Linked DNA regions of Homo sapiens: region 1 is linked to region 2. The links are chromatin loops, found by intact Hi-C in ENCODE. Cell type or tissue: OCI-LY7. All regions are shown on one strand. Links, peaks and the distances in the headings refer to the core of each region. The heading gives the core; the rest is flanking DNA. Region 1 holds the start of RPL35A (ribosomal protein L35a). Region 2 has its middle 43 kb from the start of BDH1.

The links. A loop is a pair of places that touch in the nucleus more often than their neighbours do. Peaks named below come from ENCODE experiments on the same cell type or tissue, not always from the same donor. Only the 100,000 strongest peaks of a DNase experiment are listed, where the experiment ranks them.
Region 1: a loop joins it to region 2, with 6 times the contacts of the local background. A loop is called at or near these places in 4 of 110 quality-filtered maps.

Annotation. Positions count from the first base shown.
Region 1 is chr3:197,947,196-197,951,585 of GRCh38, forward strand. All of the region lies in intron 2 of DRC9 (dynein regulatory complex subunit 9), which reads right to left. It overlaps RPL35A (ribosomal protein L35a), which reads left to right and starts at 2,995. Exons shown (of 5, transcript NM_000996.4): 1 at 2,995-3,026; 2 at 3,741-3,783; 3 at 3,964-4,116. The coding sequence starts at 3,773. RefSeq lists enhancers at 2,398-2,617, 2,697-3,479, 4,263-4,390. In OCI-LY7, for the core only: no CTCF peak of the experiment used is centred there; a DNase peak (open chromatin) is centred at 2,746; H3K4me3 peaks cover 2,533 bases; H3K27ac peaks cover 1,800 bases.
Region 2 is chr3:197,597,215-197,601,604 of GRCh38, forward strand. No RefSeq gene overlaps it. Among named protein-coding and RNA genes, the nearest start is that of BDH1, 43 kb to the left of the region's middle. In OCI-LY7, for the core only: a CTCF peak has its summit at 1,991 (motif pointing right); a DNase peak (open chromatin) is centred at 2,027.

The DNA.
Region 1 (4,390 bases), core at 250-4,249, 350 kb after region 2:
AACTACTCCAACAACCTCTAAATTGGAAGTGATCTTTTAATTTTTAAATTTTTTTTTTCTGATATCCTGACAGAAGGTTCAGGAAGTGAGCTTTTTAAAATGAAAGGGTGATCTTTTAAAATGGAAAATCTCATCATGTCCTTCCCTAGAACCCTTCAATGGTTTCCCGTTGCCTTAGGACAAAGAAGAAAATTCTTGACTTGGTCCACAAGGTCTGTATGATCTGGGCCCCTCTGTTCCTCTCTAGACCCAACTACAACTGCACTTTCCTTGCTCTCTGGGCTCCAGCCACAGTGGGCTTCTTTCAGTTCTTCTCTGGACTCATGCTCCCTTGCAACTCAGGGTCTTTGCACCTGCTATTCCTTCCAGTGGAGCCACTCTTCCCTCACCTTTTCACCGTGTAAAGTCCCACTGACCCATCACCAGCTTAAGACAGTGTCATTTTTCTAGGTGAAATCTCTAACATTTTCTGTGCTCTGAGAGATGGACCCGTATGGAGTATATCCAGGGGAGATTCCAGAAAGAGATTCAGTGTAGAGAAGTGAGATCAGACATTTATTCTCCCTGCTCCTTCTCTGCCAGAATATAATTGGTTGGTTATGTTCCTCTATCAAAGGTCATGGCTCCTGTCAGGCAATTCTCTCCAAACGTCTCTCTCTGGGCTTAGGTAACTATTTCTTTCCTAGGTCCCGGGAGACTCCATCATCCCTTGTAGTTTCACTCCTGCTTTACCTTTTTTTTTTTTTTTTTTTTTTTTGAGACGGTCTCACTCTGTCACCAAGGCTGGAGTGCAGTGGCAGGATCTCAGCTCACTGAAACCTCCCCCTACCAGGTTGAAGCGATTCTTGTACCTCAGCCTCCCAAGTAGCTGGGATGACAGGCACACACCAACACCCCTGGCTGATTTTTGTATTTTTAGTAGAGACAGGGTTTCACTATGTTGGCCAGGCTGGTCTCAAACTCCTGACCTCAAGTGATCCACCCACCTCAGCCTCCCAAAGTGCTGGGATGACAGGCGTGAGCCACTGCGCCCGGCCCATACTTTGTTTTAAAAAGTATTCTTATCATGCTCTACTAATGGTCATCACCTGCAGTTTGAAAAATGCCTTAACTGACACTTGTCCAAGTGATCCTTTCGCTGACTCGTCAGGCCAGATCAGGCTTCTGGGCACTCATGCCACTACTTTCCCGCAGAGCTGTGTTCACAATTTGTTACGTTAGTGTCAGTTTCCCCCCACTAGACAACTGTTCCATGAAAGCAGCAACATGACAACGATGCTCACAGTTGTATCAGGTGCTAAGTCTCAGTGCTCAATAAGTATTTGTGGAACGAATAATACACGAGCAAACGAATGAAACTCACACTTAATGTGTTATTCCTCCCAGGAGGACTTCCATATAGAACTTTGACAAATCAATATCTAATAGTGAAATTTCTAGCACATTTCTTTCTGGGACAGGGAACACTGGGTGGGGTAGTAGGCTACAAGGTACAAGTTCTATCCTGTTGTATTTAAGAGAGGATCTGATTTTAAAAGTGACTTATATACATCTATTTCATACAACTTCGGAGTCATACTTTACTCTCTCTCATTCCTCATCCACCAGCAAATCTTGCCAGAATTTAAATATATTCAGAATTCCAGTACTCAATATCCTCTGTTTACACACCATCACCTCTCATCATAGTCACTACAGGAACCTATAATTATCTTCCTGCTGATACCCTTGCCTCCCTTCACTTTCAACACAGTGACTTTGTCAATATAGAAGTCAGATAGAGTCACCCTTCTGTTCAGGACCCTTAAATAGTTCCCATCTCAAAGCAGGGGAAGCCTCTTTTACATACTTCCCATCTCAAAGTGGGGAAAGCCTCTTTTACAGTGGCCTCTCTGCTTAATTTTCTTCACAGAAATTATCATCTTCTAACGTGTCATCTATTTTTACTTGCTCATTGTGTTGCTCCGCCTCGTAGGATATAAGCTCCACGAGGGCATAGATTTGTTTACTGCCGTGTCATCTTACACAAACCTTGGTACAGGGTAGTCATTCATTAAACTATGTGTTAAATAAATGAATGAATCCATAGGATAACCCAAATAAATATGCAATAATTCGGAAATGTGAATCTCTGGCGTCCACTAATCCACCTCTACAAGTATCTACGGAGGACCTACTAGGTGCGGACACGAGGCAGCTAAACGAGTTCTCCTAAAAGGGCGATAAAGCCTCCTGCAGGCAGTCCTCCTCATACCTCGGATCCAAAAAGAAGAATGGAGGTAAGAACTTAAGTCATTTCATTCATTTTTTTTTTCTTTTGTAGAGGTTGGGGGAGGTGGTCTCACTATGTTGCCCAGGCTGGTCTCGAACTCCTGGCCTCAAGCGATCCTCCCGCCTCGGCTTCCCAAAGAGCTGGGTTTACAGGCGTGAGCCACTGTGCCCAGTCTCATTTCTTGAAAGAGATAAATAAGTAGAGGGGAGAAAAGAAGTATAGAAAAAGAAAAAAGAGAAGGAAGAGGTCCTGCTGCCTTCGTGCTCCCGGCCTTTCTCTTCCATGCTAGATTAGGATCCCAGAATTTCCGTTCTGTCTATTGCTGTGTGTATCGAGAGAAAAGCACCCCACTGTTGGCAAATCAATCTTACAGTCAATCATTCTTTAGGCAGCGGGAACATCCTCCACTCAGGGTTCGCCTTTCCACCTACGGCGTCCGGGGACGCAGGAAGTAAACTAAGTTGTTTCTATGGCAACGCACAGCTTTGGCGGATTTAGCTGGCTACCATTTTGCCTTCCCTTGTTCCCAAGTAGTACATTTTGCAGCCTACCAAGATGAAAGGACTTAGGAAAATAATTGTAAGAGTGCTATTGAATGTGGCTTATTTCAGTGCGAAGCCGATTTCCGAGGATTGTTTTTCTGGCGTTTGGAGAAGATGCCTAAATTGAGGGCGGAGTCGAAAGATGTTTAATCCCACAAGGCCACGCGGCGGGGCCTCGTCCTTCTCTTACCGCCATCTTGGCTCCTGTGGAGGTGAGTGAAGGGTCTGCTGCTGAAATTTGGGGGCAAATAACCGGAGTAGGTTTGTTCCTGTGCCTTGGCGAGTCGCCGGTGCGTATCGGAGTCTCTGCCAGCCATTGATTTCTACGGGTTTCAAGAAGAGGGAGAACAGGATGGAGGAGATGTTGGGCTGATGGTGTTTGGTCCCCTGACACCCGGAGAACGGCTGCCCGGGTTATCCCAGTTAAATTCCTGGGCCTGAACGGAGTGAAACGATGTTTTTGTTCGTGTGCAGTTGTCCATGAGGCAGTGCTTCCTTCATCCGTTTCCTCCCAGTCCATACCTTCCTTGGCTTGTCTGACCAGTCTCTTTCCTCAGCTTTTCTCCCCCAGCCATTGCATAAAAGTCTTACGTGTGTGTTTCTCTTTAAGGCTTCATTTCTTTTCCTGAGTGTTGCCTACTGATAACGGCATGCATTTTCTCAGGCTTTTCTGAGAGTCATTTTTGTGACTCCTGTCCCTTAGTTTTGTCTTCATTCTGAAGTTTGCTTAGATACCAGCTGTTCTCTGAGGTTTGAATGTCTTGCCGGACCCTGCGTTTCATATGGATGTTCTGGCATTGTTGTCCCCGAACTCCTACATGAAACTCCCATCCAAAAGGAATTTGCTTTAGGGGCTTAAACGAGAGGGGACGAGGTGGGAAACTTGTGTGGCTTGGTTTTAAACTAATCTTTTTGTTTGTTTTAAGGCCTGCTGGGAACGGGACTTCTAAAAGGAACTATGTCTGGAAGGTACGCGTTTTAAATATAGTTCTTTATTTTTGTGTGTTAGACGTGAACGTAAATGCGAGCTTAAAATTGGCAAGAAAAAACTTAGATGTTTGCTCTGAGTAACTTTTGGGTGGGGGTGATTACAAGTCAGATTGGTTTTTTGAAGCTTATGTTTCATGTTGTGTATCTTTTGTGTCTTAGGCTGTGGTCCAAGGCCATTTTTGCTGGCTATAAGCGGGGTCTCCGGAACCAAAGGGAGCACACAGCTCTTCTTAAAATTGAAGGTGTTTACGCCCGAGATGAAACAGAATTCTATTTGGGCAAGAGATGCGCTTATGTATATAAAGCAAAGAAGTAAGTTTATGACACTGGTAGGTTTTGGGTTTTTGAGATCTGCCTCATTTTCTTTTTTATATAACGGAGTCTTGCTCTGTTGCCGAGGCTGGAATGCAGTGACTTGGTCTCCCTCACCGAAACCTCCGCCTCCCGGGTTCAAGCAAGTGTCCTGTCTCAGCCTCCCGAGTAGCTGGGATTACAGGCGCCGGCCACCACGCCCGGCTAGTTTTTGTATTATTAGTAGAGACAGGGTATTGCCATGTTGGCCAGGCTGGTCCCAAACTCCTGACCT
Region 2 (4,390 bases), core at 235-4,234:
GACGGGGTTTCACCATGTTGGCCACGCTGGTCTCAAACTCCTGACCTCAGGTGATCCGCCTGCCTCGGCCTCCCAAAGTGCTGGGATTACAGGCGTGAGGCACCATGCCTGGCGTTAATAACTTTTTTTTAATGACGATGACTGGAAACAATTTCTAGCCTCTGCATCTGGGCCACCATGCCCACTATGGTTCAAAACTCAGGCTTCTGGATTTTTTTTCTGTATCCTCTTCCCACCCCACACTGGTGGCCTGACGGAATTTCAACAGTGTCTTGGTGACAGCAATTTGAAGTTGTGTTAGCATTCGGAATGAAACAGGACTCTTAAGGCCAGTCAGTTTTGCCACTGATTAACCATGTCACTCCTCCCTCTCTGAACCTTGGCTTTCTTATCACTAAAGGAAGAGGTTTGGACAAGATGGTATGCATGAAAATGATAATGTTTTGATGTTTATCGTTTATTTGGCCTTTGAGCCATAAGAGCTCAGTTAATCCCTGTGAAATCATTTTTATTGCCTCCCCACTTTTCACAGAGAAAGAGAATTGGAAAAGCACAGTCATTTTTGAGCATCAAGATAAAGAAGATGGCCACATAAAAGCTTCTGCAAAAACCCCACGGAGGACCTAGTCCCTTATGTTACTTAGTGTTCCTTATATAACAGTTTACATGAAAAAATCCTCCTGAAAGTTAGTGCCTGATAAATATGTCCCTCCAGAAGATGTAATATGCGTCATTTTATAAGGCAGAATCAACTTTCTAACACTTCATGTTTTTCTTTTGTTTAACTGCCAGGAAGCTTGGAGCTAATTATGCCAAGATTATAATAACCATTTAAATCTCAAAGTCCTGGCATTATCTCCCATATCTTCTAAATCCTAATGCCTAAGTTTTCTTAGGGAGACTATCTGTGAATAGGGGGATTGTGTAATTTATCATCGAAATGGGAGTCTTTTCAGAGGGAGAAAACTATTCATAAATGTGCCAGGTGATAGATATAAGCCAGGACTGTCCCAGGCAAACCGAGATGGGTAGGCACCCTACCTGTAGTTGGAAACAGGTTTGCCAAAAATTATATACAAATAGCGGTCGATTAGACCTGGTTGGTGCAGCAGTTCTGGGTCTCATCAAACTCAGCAGAATAACACAGAGTAGAGATAGATGATAAGCCACAGGAAACAACAACAAAGGTTCTGAACGTATTTGTGGGTGTGGGAAGGGAATGGGTGAGCCCTCTCCCATCATGCAGCCCTATCCCACTTTATTTCCCAAAGCCTGTGCCTCCTCAGTACTGTGGACATCGTGTCTTGTGGCCAGTCGCAGCTCAGAGCCTCACTCTCTCTCCCAGGCTGGAGTGCAATAGCACGATCTCGGCTTACTGCAGCCTCCGCCTCCCAGGTTCAAGCGATTCTCGTGCCTCAGCCTCCTGAGCAGCTGGGACTACAGGAGCGAGCTACCACACCCAGTTAATCTTTGTATATTTAGTACAGATGGGATTTCACCATGTTGGCCAGGCTGGTCTTGAACGCCTGACCTCATGATCCACCGCCTTGGCCTCCCAAAGTGCTGGGATTACAGGCCTGAGCCACCGCGCCCGACCAGCTGTTCAATTCTTTATAGGAGGGGCTTAGGTTGGGCAAATCTGTTTAGAAGGGAAGGTCAGGGGGACTTTAATCCGGAATTGTAAGGCACTTTACTGAAGACTGGAACAAATGTGATTGTCCATCTCAAAAAAATGGGGTGGTGCTGATGAAGATGATGAGACCCTGAAAGTCAGTCACCATGCAGTCGGCTCCCTCACAGAGCATGCCACCCCAGCGTTTGCCTGCTCACATCCTGCTATGCTTTTCCCCATGCCGAGGACAGTACTGACCTCCCCACCTTTCTCCTGGCACAGCCAGTTTAGCTGCGGGACCCTCTCCTCTGCAGACAGGTCCCAGCAGGGCTCAGAGGCAGGAAGAAGCCGCTATGCCGCTTCTATGAACCAACACTAGAGGTCGCCCTTCTCCAGCATCGGACAAGAGTCCACCAAAGGGAGAGCTCCAGCTTCTGCTTAAAATGCCCTGATCACAGATGACAACTCCGGGGGGACCTCGCCCCACGTGGGAAGGCACTGCTCTAAGGCAGAGGAGGAGGCTGAGCCCACCCAGCCCCAACGGAGGCCCAAGGTTGCTGAGGGGAAGCAGAGCTGGGCTGGAGGCAGGGACAGGCCCATCTTCAGAGTCCTTTCTCCTGCCCAGCCATCCCCGTGGAGAGAACGCTGTGCTCCAGGGGAAGCCAAGTGCCTTGGGATCTGAGGAGCTGCCTGGCGCTGGGCTGGGAAAGACCGAATCGTTTCCAGGAGCGATGAACATCTGGGAGCGACAGAAGCCTGTGCAGCCTGCAGAGTGACTAATGTGTGTGTAAACTGTGAGGGGCTATGCATGCAGAGGCAAGCACATTCATTCGTAATTGGCCGCTCATTCTCTGCAAATAGAGACCCTGTCTAAAGAAGGCTCAGGTGCCCGGTAAGAGCCATCGTAGCCGGGGCTGCCTGGCTTGTCTGTTGTTCTCGCTCCCTTGGGTTCCTGGGCAAGCTTTCCTCACCAAGCCCCGGCTGTCTGTGTAAAAAGGAAGGGAGGGTACTTCCAAAAGGCAATTCTACACTATTTTTTTTTGTTTTTTTTTGAGACGGAGTCTCGCTCTGTCTCCCAGGCTGGAGTGCGGTGGTGCGATCTCGGCTCACTGCAAGCTCCACCTCCCGTGTTCACGTCATTCTCCTGCCTCAGCCTCCTGAGTAACTGGGATCACAGGCGCCCGCCACCAGGCCCGGCTAATTTTTTGTATTTTTAGTAGAGACGGGGTTTCACCGTGTTAGCTAGGATGGTCTGGATCTTCTGACCTAAGGTGATCTGCCCGCCTTGGCCTCCCAAAGTGCTGGGATTACAGGCGTGAGCCACCGCGCCCGGCCCAATTCAACATTCTTTACTTTTCTAGTCATAACCTATTTTCAGCTGGAAACCAGAAAGGCTGGTTCTATGTGCAGATGGCAATGCTGAGGTTTAGAGGTAAAACACCCACCTGAAGTGAATAGAGGCTGGACTGGAACCCAGGATGGCTCACCTGGAGGCGGCGCTCCCATACGGCACCCGGCAGCCTGTTTTGTACAGGAACAATACTTGCCTTCCTCCGCAAAAAACAAACAAACAAACAAAAAATGCAGGGGTTGAAAAGAAAACTGCCTGAGCTGAAAAGTTTTGTTGTTGTTGTTCTGAGACAGGGTTTCCCTGTCGCCCAGGCTGGAGTACAGTGGTGTGATCTTGGCTTACTGCAGCCTCCGCCTCCCGGGAGTAGCTGGGACCACAGGAGTGTGCCACAGCTAATTTTTGTATTTTTGTAGGATATGGTTTTGCCATGTTGCCCAGGCTGGTCTCGAACTCCTGAGCTCAAGCAATCTGCCAGCCTTGTCCTCCCAAAGTGCTGGGGTTACAGGTATGAGCCAGCGTGCCCCACCTGAAAAGTTTTAAATGAGGCAAGGGTGTCAAAACAAACAAAAAACAACAACCAGGAGAAGTGAGCATTGCCTCTGAGCCCCATGTGCGATCCCTCAGATGCCGAGGCAGGTTGCACTATCACCCACCATGAGCCCTCCGACCCTGGCCTGTGGAGTGGAGAAAAGACGCCAACTGCTCCCCTGCAGCACCCTGCGCTTTTCTTCCTCCAGGCCCGATGGTGGGTCTCAGCCAGCTGGTTACACACGAGCGCGCGACATGTCCAAAGCGAAGCACAGCCCTTTGTGTCGTCAGCAGGGGAAGAGATAGCAGTTGCTCCCACATGAAGCCCAGGGTACCTGGCAGAGTGCAGCCCCTCCTCTTCCCACTGGGAGGAAATAGGGTAACTAACCCATTTCCCAGATGCAAAGTGATCTGGAGGTCCTCCCTCAACAGACCCTTCAAGCCGAGCGTCATCGGGAGCTGAGTCATCCAGACACTATGGTACTAGGTCTGTGCCATCACAGAACTAAAGTCACTCTCTCTTCAGCTAGAGGAGAGCCTCTCACGGACAGGCGCCATGGCTGATTCATCCTAGCATTGCCCACAAACCTGGACTCACGGGGTACGGTGGGTGCTTAGTAACTACTCATCCATCAAATTGTCCAAATTAACCTCACTGCTGAATGGAATTAAGCCAAGGCCACCTCTCTTGGGAGAAGCGTGTTTTTCTGGAACACAGGGAGGATCCTTAGCTCTAACAAGTTGACATTTTGAAACATAATAACCCTTAAAAGGCATCTGTTTGTTTTTTTTTTAAATAACTCCGGAAAAAAGGACCTTTCATAGCAGTACTGAGTATCTACCCAAAAGTACGCGTGATCGTATTTCTTCTTTGTTTCTTCTCAGGAAGGAATGGTTTT